Regions from separate parts of the Homo sapiens genome. Here region 1 is linked to region 2. Evidence: chromatin contacts called from ENCODE Hi-C or POLR2A ChIA-PET data. All regions are on one chromosome and are shown on one strand. The core of a region is the stretch at or near the end of the contact, and the rest is flanking DNA. Distances in the headings are between cores, read along the strand shown.

Region 1 (6,098 bases), core at 1,152-3,651, 440 kb after region 2:
CTCAGTGTGGATGGTCTAGTGACTGTGTGTGAAAGCAGTGAGAACAACATGCCTTTCTGCTATCAGCACAGGTGTCTTTTTTCTTGACTCTTATCAAAGGGTGGGAATATGAGGCATTTTGCATTTTGTTGTGGGATATAGGCAAATAGTAAAACCTTGAAGATAGGCTGAACACAGGTGTTCTTGGCAAGGAGAGAATATGGTGAAAATACAAAGGTTTTTGTGACACCAAGAGAACTAGAAATCACCATTCATTTCTGCTGCTTGGCGTAGATACTGGGTAGATCACATCCTCCTGGCAGGAGCAGAAAACATTTCAGAAAGTCAGCATAATTTTCAGATTGAGATCAAACATCAAACCAAGCTAAAGGTCTGTGGGAGGAAGGGGGTGCTTAGTCTGAATTCATCCTGGATTTATCACCAAATCCTATCTGACTTCAGTGCAGTGCAAGCAATTACAGTGCATCAGGTGGAGGCCGGAGGCATACGTTCATTCTTTGAATTTGGCAGAGAAGGGTTGAGGAGCTAAGGGAGAAATTCTAAACTGGCTGGACTGCAGGGTTGTGGGGAGTAACAAACTCATTAGCAATGGGGTGGAATTGGGAAGAGATTTAACAGCCTGGGGCTGCAAGGAGGATAAACCACTCTGACCACCTCTGAGAAGTTTTTCAAGGGATTATATAATTAAGAACTGGTGGAAGAACTGTAGTCATTTAATTCTTAGAGGAGTGGTTCAAAAACTAAACTGAACCTGATTAGAGGTATTGGCATACCTAAATTTTTATTTTTTTAATTAATTAATTAATTAATTTTTTGAGATGGAGTCTCGCTCTGTCGCCCAGGCTGGAGTGCAGTGGCGTGATCTCGGCTCACTGCAAGCTCCGCCTCCTTGGTTCACACCGTTCTCCTGTCTCAACCTCCCAAGCAGCTGGGACTACAGGTGCACACCGCCACTCCCGGCTAATTTTTTGTATTTTTAGTAGAGACGGGGTTTCACCGTGTTAGCCAGGATGGTCTTGATCTCCTGACCTCACGATCCGCCCACCTCGGCCTCCCAAAGTTCTGGGATTACAGGCATGAGCCACCGTGCCCGGCCCCTAAATTTTTAAAAAGCAGATAGATAGAGGAATAGAACTGATAAACGTCTTTTTAAAGAACCTTAATGGGCTGAGTGCAGTGGTTCACGCCTATAATCCCAGCACTGTGGAAGGCCAAGGTGAATGGATTGCTTGAGGTCAGGAGTTCGAGACCAGCCTGGCCAACGTGGTGAAACCCCGTCTCTACTAAAAATACAAAAATTAGCCGGGCATGGTGGTGGGCACCTGTAATCCCAGCTACTTGGGAGGCTGAGGTATGAGAATCGCTTGAGCCTGGGAGGCAGAGGCTGCAGTGAGCCAAGATCACGCCACTGCATTCCAGCCTGGGTGACAGAGGGAGACTCTGTATTTAAAAAAAAAAAAAAAAAGCTGGGCATGGTGGCTTGCGCTTGTAGTCCCAGCTAATCAGAAGGCTGAGGTTGGAGGATCACTTGAGCCCAGGAGGCAGAAGTTGCAGTGAGTGAGACCATGCCACTGCACTCCAGTCTGGGCAACAGAGGGAGACCCTGTCTGAAAACTAAGTAAAATAAAAAAGTTAAGAACCTTAATGGGCCTTTCTGTGTTAAAACAACAACAACAACAACAAAAACAACCTTAACAAAGTACTTTCTTTAAATTATTTACAGCCAATTTCTGTTGAACATCCATTATTTGCTGGGCTCTGGGTTAAATGCTTTGACATGCGTTATTTTAATCCTTTCAATTATCTTTTCAATGTAGCAGGTTTTAATTAAAGGAGTTAAATAACACCAGAATTCATTCTATACCATGGTACATTTGGCTGCAGTAATTTTCGTGCAGTCCACTTTGGAAAGGTAAATTGCATAATTTTGAGCCTAGATAGAATTCCTGTCTGGAAATGCCTTCTTTTCCCGGTGCATTGGAGTGCCAGAAACCCCTTCACCTAGTCCCTGCCTTCATTTAAAAAAAAATCCTGGTTACCCATTAGTCAGTCATTGTGATAATATCTTGTGAAAGCAGCTTCTTCAGTAGAAGGTCCAGAAGAGCTTATCTGGTAAATCCTCTTTCCTGCACCAGAGTAGTAGGGGGATCAGAGTCTCTTTATTCTTGATGAGCTTTGTCATCAGTTTCGATGGAAGAAGGATCCTGCTGTAATTAAACTGCAGGTCCATTTATTCTGTTTTCAGCGTTGTTAGAAGACTTTACTCTGAATTGCTTTGTTTCCTGATTGACTCACCCTTTGGGGCAGAATGCCTGGGTTGAAATGAAAGCGTAGGTTTCTCTGCTGCGGTGTTCAATCTGTCATCTCTCCTAAACTCCACACTAAGAAGCAGCCATTTAATTGGTCAGACCCCAGGGGTGATATTTTGGCACAGCTCCATTGGTTAGAATTACTTTTCCCTGAACTTCATAGCAGATGCTGAGGTCCCTCTGCAGATATTTGTCATAGAATAGTTGAAACCAGGGAGTTTCTGAGAACATTTATAACTTGTGATTATTATGTATGTCTTTCAGTTGTTAACAGTTACCGCTTAAGAAAAAGAGCTCACTTATTGCTAGTGGGAAGTGAAATCTCTCTCCTTTCCCCCTTATTCATATTATTATTTTAACAGTTTATGCTCCAAGACCCTCTGCTCTCTGGTTCCTGTATCATTTTGTTATGTTTCTCCTTCCACCTTGCTTGGGCTGTGCAAGTCGGGAAGAACAGGCAAAGGTACACCCAGACCTGGGTGTGTCTGGTAGAGGTCGGTTTCTTTGATTTCTAGCATGTCTTTATTTTACATCTGCATTTGTTGTTTTCATGTTTATTTGTATTTGCAGTTCCCATTGCAGCACCATTCCAATCCAAAACAACAGTGAAGGCATTGAAGCCTTCTGTGTCTTTTTAGGAAGAGATGGAAGTGACCGTCTTGTTCCTCTTCCAGGCTCTCCTTTTCTGGTTTTGTCCTTCTGTAATAACAATTTAAACCATTTTTCTTTTCTTTTGTTTTTCAAGTAATCTTAGCAGACAAAGAAATTCTCTTCAGTCTTTCGTTCAAGGTATTGCTGTGGTTATGTGTGTTTAAAATCCTTAATTTACTGATCATCCCGGAATCATAATTGTGCAGTTTCTGTCCTTTTTTTTTTTTTTTTTGAGACAGAGTCTCACTCTGTCAGCCAGGGTGGAGTGCAGTGTGCAATCTTGGCTCACCGCAACCTCCGCCTCCCAGGTTCAAGCGATACTCCTGCCTCAGCCTCCCGAGTAGCTGGGACTATGGGCATATACACCACCACGCCCAGCTAATTTTTTTATTTGTAGTACAGATGGGGTTTTGCCATGTTGGCCAGGCTGGTCTCAAACTCCTGACCTCAGGTGATCCGCCGGCTTCAGCCTCCCAAAGTGCTGCGATTACAGGCGTGAGCCACTGTGCCTCGCCAATTGTGCAATTTTAAGCATGAATTTCTGTCCTTTTTTTTTAAAAAGCGCTCTATTGCTGTTATCATTAGTTAATAATTCAACAAATATGTGTTGATTACCTGGCATTAAGGCTGAGAATAAAGCTGTGAAATAGACCTACTCTTGTTTCCTGTTTCACTTTCCACACCCTAAATATGGAAGAAAAATACTTTAAAAAGAATTATATAGGCCGGGCATGGTGGCTCATGCCTGTAATCCTAGAACTTTGGGAGGCTGAGGCGGGCAAATCACTTGAGGTCAGGAGTTCAAGACCAGCCTGGCCAACATAGTAAAACCCCATCTCTACTAAAAATACAAAAAATTAGCCAGGCATGGTGGCACGTGCCTGTAATCCCAGCTACTCAGGAGGCTGAAGCATGAGAATTGCTTGAACCTGGGAGGTGGAGGTTGCAGTGATCTGAGATCATGCTACTGCACTCTAGCCTGGACGACAGAGTGAGACTCTGTCTCAAAAAAAGAAAAAAAAAAGAATTATACAAACTGTTAGCCAGTTGATTAGATACAGTACTGCTAGAATGCTCTTTCCCCCAGAATGTAATCATTATGAGATTCAAGGACCTTGCCTGTTGTTGTTCCTCTTACGTTCTCCAGAGGTACAGGAGATTCATGCTAAATAGTCTGATAAATCAATTATGGTTATAAGGAAGTGTATAAGATTCTATGAGGCCAGGCATGGTGGCTCACACCTGTAATTCCAATCCTTTGGGAAGTTGAGGTGGGAGGATCACTTGAGCCTGGGAGATCGAGGCTGCAGTGAGCTGTGATCGCACCACTGTACTCCAGCCTGGGTGACAGAGTGAGACCCTGTCTCAAAAAAAAAAAAATGTTATGAGAGCACAGACAGGATCAGGAAAGGTTTCCCTGAGGAAATAAATGATATGTAAGGGAGGTGAGGTGGCAACAGTGCTCCAGGCTGAGAGAATAGCTGAATAGCTTGAGGGAGGGAGATTCCTAAAGCCAAAATAACCTTGGTGTTTGAAGAACTGAAAGAATAGGATAGAGTAAGGAGTAAGGCCCTGAGCACTAAGGATTTGCTTTCATTATTATTTACTAGTTACCCAGTGACAACACTTACTTTATTTTTTTTGAGATGGAGTCTCGCTCTGTCTCCCAGGCTGGACTGCAGTGGTGCAGTGTCGAGTCACTGCAACCTCCACCTCCCAGATAAGCGATTCTCCTGCCTCAGCCTCCGTGCAGCTGGGATTACAGGCACCTGTCACCATGCCTGGCTAATTTTTGTATTTTTAGTAGAGACAAGGTTTCACTGGGATTACAGGCGTGAGCCTGCCGCGCCTGGCTGACAACACTTATTAAAAGGAGGGTAGACCAGGTGCGCTGGCTCATTGCCTGTAATCCCAGCACTTTGGGAGGCCCAGGTAGGATTGCTTGAGGCTAGGAGTTCAAAGACCAGTCTGGGTAACATAGACCCTGTCTCTACAAAAAAAATAAAAATAAAAAATTAGCTGGGCAAGGTGGTGGGTATTTGCAGTTCTAGCTACTCAGGATGCTGAGGTGGGACGATCGCTCAAGGCTACAGTTTGCTATGATGGTGCCAATGCACTCCAGGCTGGGTGACAGAGACTTGTCTCAATAAATGAATCAATGAAATAGAGCATTAGTTGCAGTTGAGACAATTAAGTCAGAAAAATCTCAACTGGAGCAAAAGTAAGAAGAGAAACTGAAATACACCTTAAATATCAGTTAAAGGCTTTATCTTTAGAAGGTTGGGGGTCTGTATCACTGGTACCCTGAACTTGTAGAAACTAGAAATGCAGATGACTTATGGGATGTATAAATTAAAGTTCTGTAGTCCCAGGAATGGTTTTTCTATGTATTATACTTTTTACAAGGTGCTTAAGGTACTTTTTATTGAATCCTACAAAAATCAGACCATTTTAATTCTGATTTTTGTAGGATTATTGTGTTAAATAAGACAACAGATGCAAACATAACAACTAACTTGGCACATTTTAGGTGTTTTGTAATGTTTTTACTTTGTAATCTTCTGAGAAAGGACTTCAGGAACCCCAAGTTCTGAATAACTCCCCCAATTTTCCCCGTGTCTGCCATCTGAAATAATAGCACAGAAGATTATGTCATGTCTAAAGTTTTGATCCTTTACATTAAAGTATAACTTGGGGACTGGAGGAGAGAAGAGGCTCTAGTCCTTGTGTCTTTGATGTTACTGACATCTCTGTGTGAAAGGAGGCTCTGGAAGCTGGTTTGGAGAGAGGCAAACATTTAATCCTCATGAGCCCATGCCTTATTATAATGACGGCTATTTACTGAATGTCTAACACTGCCCTCTGCTCTTGATGTAAGATTGAAAAGTCCAGTGAAGTTATGATCCCCCTTTATACTGAGCACCACCTCTATGTCCAGCCTGTGAGGTGTAGGGAATGTATTCCTGTTACTCTGAAGCTCCTAGTGGCAGCTTACTCAAGCTCATTCATTTATTCAGTGTTAGAGCCAGGATTTAAGGTCAGGTCTGACTGATTTTAAAGCCAAAGTAAAACATACTTGGGAACAGCTTTTTTTCCCCCCACCTTTCTCTCCAACTGTTCTGTCTTCTTAAACTTTAG
Region 2 (5,537 bases), core at 1,584-4,083:
CTAACCTTTGACGATCTGAATCCTCGGTTAATAGTTTGAGGTCCAGCGTGCAGCTTGGGATCAGTTCATCTAATTTCTTCTCTTCCTGAGTGAGCTTGGTCATTTCTTTTGACAGGCCTTGACACTGGGTCAGCATGCCCCCATCCGCAGACAGACTGCAACCCATCCACTGGACGTTATTTTTAGACTTCTTCTTAATGAGATGGATGCCTTTCAGAGCTTTGGTGATATCATAAATCCTTCTATTTTGCACTTTTAGCACTTCCGCTGCCTTGTTCAAAACCAAGACCCCATCGGGTGACTGGTTCAGGAGCTGAATGAACTTCTTGGTGAGCAGATCAAGAGACTATCGTACCGTGTTTTTTCTGAGGTAGATTTTGGAGTTTTTGGAGTATCTGGACTTCTTAGTGCAGCTCTTCCTTTGCCCTTGGGGGTTTTTGAACCATCCGAGAGGTACTGATGACCGCTTTCTCCTAGCTCCAGACTTCACTTTGCCAGAGGGCCACTGCCGCCTCGTCCCAGCGCTGGTGGCTGCAGCAGCCCGGCTCTGCTGGAGGGTCCCTGCGGCGTGGTGTAGAGGAGGTTGCCGGCGGTCTGCTCCGCGCCTGGGGCACTGGGGAGGAGGGGGCCGGTGGCTACGGCGCCGCTTTGGAGGGAGAGGGAACAGGAGGTGGTGGAAGTGTTCGTGGTGAGGATCTGGATGTCGGATATTTCTTTCTATTCCCAATTTGCTAAGGGTTCTTTTTAAAAATCATGACTGGTTGTGGGATTTTTGTCCCACTTGGAGCATAAGATGCTGTGCTGTATAAACTGTCATAATATTCCACAAGGTTGGTGTTCCTCTCCGGAAGTAGATGACAGTTTTCTGCCCCATTGATATTAGGCTTGGCAAGGTGACTTGTTTTGATCTATGGAATAAGTGCAGACGTCATATGTATTCTTTCTGAGGATAACTTTCAAGAGTCAAATGCTTTTTCGGTATCTATTGAAATGATCATGTGATGTTCCTTTTTTCATTAATGCAGTGAATAGGCCGATTGATTTTCACATCTAAATCACTCTTGGATACCGAGAGTAAACCTCTGTTGGTCTTAATATAATTTTGGGGGGTATATTGCTGCATTCATTTTACATATATATATGTACATATATATACGGACAGGGTTTCACTCTGTCGCTCAGGCTGGAGTGCAGTAGCCTGATCACGGCTCACTGCAGCCTCAACAGCCCAAGTTCAAGTGATCCTCCCACCATAGCCTCCTTAGTAGCTGGGACCACAAGTGCACTGCCACCACGCCCGGTTATTTTAAAAAATTATTTGTAGAGATGACGTCTCCTTATATTGCCAGGCTAGTCCTGAAGTCCTGGGGTCAAGCGACCTTCCTGTCTCCTCCGCTCAAAGTGCTGGGATAATAGGCGTGAGCCACTGCCACGGTATAGGAACGACGTCGTAATCTTTTTTGCTTACTTCTTGGATGCCTTCTTGGTGGTCTGGGAAAATCCCTGCACTACCATTTTGTAAGTCAGTGACTGAAGAAGAGTTTCCTCACTTCAGTGAAGCTGTTTCCTTAGAGCTGGCGTGAGAATCAGATGAAATGAAGAAAAGCACGGCTATGTACTTTTGTTTTGTTTTGTTTTTGAGGCAAAGTCTCGCTCTGTCGCCTAGGCTGGAGTGCAGTGGCGGGATCTGGGCTCACTGCAACTTCCGCCTCCCCGGTTCAAGAGACTCTATTGCCTCAGCCTCCCGAGTAGCTGGGATTACAGGCGCGTGCCACCACGCCCGGCTAATTTTTGTATTTTTAGTAGAGACGGGATTTCTTCATGTTGGCCAGGCTGGTCTCAAACTCCTGACCTCAGGTGATCCGCCCGCCTCTGCCTCCCAAAGTGCTGGGATTACAGTCCTGAGCCACCGCGCCCGGCCAGCTATATACTTTCAATGCATGTGCTCATTCAGTGTGAAGAAGTACTCTGCCTGTACCTTAAGATTCTAGATGGGACTTCCAACGGCAGGCCCTTAATTGAGTCCGGAGTGGGATGGAGCTAGGGAGAAAGGGCAATTCAGACTGGTGAACTCCTCAGTTAGTGAGTCATTTTGGCCTGTGTGCATTTCAAAAAGTATGGGTTCTCGCAACAGTTCTTAGACGTGTGGGCTGGAGAAACGTGTATTATCGTAATTACCATAACAAGGGCCCCACGAAAGCAACGTGACAGGAGGGCTGTATCCAGTTAGAGGAGCCACTGGACTGTTCGAAGCCAACTAATTGGCCTAGAAGGCCGCAAGATACTTCCTACACCGCAAGGGGTAGTTGTTCAACTCTGTCTCTCTGAGAGCAACCCGCTCCTCGCACCTCCCTCCTCCCCTGTGCATTAGTAGCTGCTCTCCCCCGGTTTCTGGCGTCAACTGCGCTTTCAAGCAAGGGGACAGCAGGGCTGCTCTGGGATACGAGTCAAGCTGGAATGTCACCCCTTTAGGGGTTTGGTCCTTCGTCAATTTTTTTTTGAGACGGAGTCTTGCTCTGTCGCCCAGGCTGGAGCGTAGTGGCACGATCTCGGCTCACTGCAAGCTGCGCCTCCGGGGTTCACGCCATTCTCCTGCCTCAGCCTCCCGAGTAGCTGGGACTACAGGCGCCCGCTACCATGCCCGGCTAATTTTTTTGTATTTTTAGTAGAGACGGGTTTTCACCATGTTAGCCAGGATGGTCTCTATCTCCTAAGCTGGTGATCCACCCTCCTCAGCCTCCCAAAGTGCTGGGATTACAGGCGTGAGTCACCGCGCCCGTCGTTGGATTCGCAGACACACCGTTTCCAAAGGCGCAGAGTCGATAACAGCGCGTGCGGTGCCACCACTTCCGGGGAGTCGAGTGCCCGATAGAAATGCAGCTGAGCGAGGGGCTAGCCGCACACGGACGCGGAGAGCAGGAAAGTGGAAAAGAACTCAGGTCCCCCTACTTGGTGAAGAGTGCGCAGACATGGACCTCGCCAGGTTCGTTCTCTTTTTCTTTAAATAACTTTTTTTTCGCCTTAGAAAATACAAATAGGTACAGACGAAACGAGAACTTCTCCGTGATCCCTCAGAGCTATTCACGTGGGCGTTTAACTTTCAGTTGCTTAAGGGCCCGCGCTGGCACAGCGCCTGCAAGGAATCCTGTTTCCAGGGAATTGCTGGCAGATAAATTCGTCCCGCTCCACTGCCAAACCTTCCAGCCTCCGTTTCTTATTCCGGGGGTCCGGGGGGGGTGGTCCGTGGGCTCCGGGACGAGGTGGGGCGCTGCCAGAGCAACCCCACCGATCTCGGGGAGACCCGAGGCTGCTTTCTCTCCCTTCTGGGAAAGTTGGCTCCTGTCTCTGTAGCAATGTCTGTCAAAACCGCAGGCTGTTGTAGACTTAGCAATGGAGGACTTGAAAGCTGTAGATGACAAAACTTCCGCCCGTGCGTGGGCTGGGGAGCGCCTTAAAAAGCCGCAGGGCGGCCGGGCGCGGTGGCTCAAGCCCGTGAGGTGTTGGTGCAGAGCTGGAGAAGTGGGGAGTGCTGTATGGACAGGCCAGACTTGGCAGGTGTCCATCGGATGGGGGTTGCCCACCCTCCTGGAGTCCTGAGCATTCAGGGAGTTGGGGAATGGGTTATTTAGGTGAAATGTGACCAGGCACTGACGAACTGCGCCCTAGATCCTGAAAGAAAAACCAAGCACCCTCTTGCGCTGCTGGTTTATCATCTAGAAGAGGGAAAGGGTGAAAGCAGTGCTGTTCCGAACTAAATGCAAAGTGGTATCCGAAGACGGCAAATCACGCTCTATGCTTTTTGCTCCCCAGGAGGTAGCTCTTCTGCCTCCTGTCCCACCCTTGTGGGTTGCAGTTCTTACTAACCTGTTGTTCTGGCATAACTCTAAGGAGATATGAATGCCACCCCCATTCCCATTAAAGATAGCCAACAACATAGCCTAAATCATGAGTTCAGGTCTGATAGAATTTCCCCTATAGTCAAAAGTATAAAGGATTTCAGTGGAAACATCTAACCTGTAAACCTAGACCCAAGGTTTAAGGGAGGCCAGTGAGTTTTAGGCCCTAGAGATTTGGTCGGCTCAGTCCTCAGCTCGTTTTTATTTATTTATTTATTTAATTTTAGCATTGTGTTCCAGATGTATGCCTGAAGCCTGAGGTTTTGAACCATGGAAAGTTTTACATGGCTGCAGGTGTTGGACTCGGGTGGCCAGGATCCCAGGCTAGTCCACAAGTGCTCGGTCCTCTATAAGGTGGCTCAACTGCAGCTCCCATGGGTTCCAAGTTTCCCAGTGGTATGCGTACCCTCCTTAAGCAATCTGAGGGTGAGATGTGATTTCTGTCACCTTCTGTGTATGGTGGGTGAGCCAAAAGGGTTCATCCAGGGCAAGGCCTGATACAGACAGTGCAGGAAGTTGGGCTGGGAGGAAAGGGGACAGGACTCCAGTTACAGAGGCTGCAAGAAGAATTGGAGAGCAGGGGCTAATCAAGGAGGTGAAAGAACTTTACGAGGAGAACTATGAAACACTGCTGAAAGAAATCATAGACGACACAAACAAATGCAAAAGCACTCCATGCTCATGTGTTGGAAGAATCAGTATCATTAAAATGTTCACACTCCCCAAAACAATCTACAGATTCAATGCTATTCCTATGAAATTACCAATGTCATTTTTCACAGAATTAGAAAAAATGATTTAAAATTTGTATGCAACCAAAAAAGAGCCTGAATAGCCAAGGCAATCCTAAACAAAAAGAACAAAACAGGATAGGGAGCCTTACACCACATTACTGCATTTCAAGCTATACTTCAAGGCTACAGTAACCAAAACATAGTACTGATACAAAAATAGACACGTAGACCAATGGAACAGAATAAAGACCCCTGAAATAAAGCTTCACACCTACAACCAACTCATCTTTGATAAAGTCCACCAAAATAACCAATGGAGAAAGGACACCCTATTCAATAAATAGCTAACCATATGCAGAAGAATGAAACTGGATCCCTGTCTCTCACCATATACAAAAATTAACTCAAAATTAAGACTGAAATGTAAGACCACGAACTATAAAAGTTCTAGAAGAAAATCTAGGATATACTCTTCTAGACATTGCCCTGGGCAAATAAATTATTATAAAGATCTCAAAAGCAAATGCCACAAAATCAAAGATAGACAAATGGGACTTAACTAAACAGCGTCTGCACAGCAAAAGTCTCAACAGAGTAAACAGACAACCTAGAGAATGGGAGAAAATGTTTGCAAGTCATGCATCCAACAAAAGACTAATATCCAGACTTTATAAAGAACTTAAATGAATCAAGAAAAAAACAAACAACTCCATTTAAAAAATGTGCAAAGGGCATGAACAGAAACTTCTCAAAAGAAAACATGCAAGCTGCTCACAAACATTTAAAAGGTCAACATCACTAATCATCAGAGAGCTGCAAAGCGAAATCACAATGAAATACCATCTCATCTAGTCAAAATGACTATACTAAAAAGTCAAAATATGTAGGAAAAAATTAATGAAAAATA

What was found. A loop is a pair of places that touch in the nucleus more often than their neighbours do. ChIA-PET counts read pairs that join two places held with the same protein, here RNA polymerase II (POLR2A). Pooled maps may share reads with other maps.
Region 1: a loop to region 2 is called in a pooled map, with 3 times the contacts of the local background. The contact joins two enhancer-like sites. A Hi-C loop is called at or near these places in 1 of 50 pooled maps. POLR2A ChIA-PET finds 5 or more read pairs at or near these places in 2 of 52 experiments (activated CD4-positive, alpha-beta T cell and activated T-cell).

What each region holds. Positions count from the first base shown.
Region 1 is chr17:35,043,119-35,049,216 of GRCh38, reverse strand. The region is part of intron 1 of RFFL (ring finger and FYVE like domain containing E3 ubiquitin protein ligase); the gene reads left to right. The region is part of intron 5 of RAD51L3-RFFL (RAD51L3-RFFL readthrough); the gene reads left to right. Among named protein-coding and RNA genes, the nearest start is that of RFFL, 18 kb to the left of the region's middle. RefSeq lists enhancers at 2,164-2,293, 2,434-2,533, 2,594-2,643. Within about 2 kb of position 2,401, at least 11 of the 41 ENCODE cell types and tissues checked have a DNase peak (open chromatin) inside an H3K27ac peak, as active enhancers do.
Region 2 is chr17:35,485,172-35,490,708 of GRCh38, reverse strand. All of the region lies in intron 2 of SLFN12L (schlafen family member 12 like), which reads left to right. It also overlaps the pseudogene E2F3P1. Among named protein-coding and RNA genes, the nearest start is that of SLFN13, 39 kb to the right of the region's middle. RefSeq lists a silencer at 445-739 and an enhancer at 3,254-3,533. Within about 2 kb of position 2,833, at least 21 of the 41 ENCODE cell types and tissues checked have a DNase peak (open chromatin) inside an H3K27ac peak, as active enhancers do.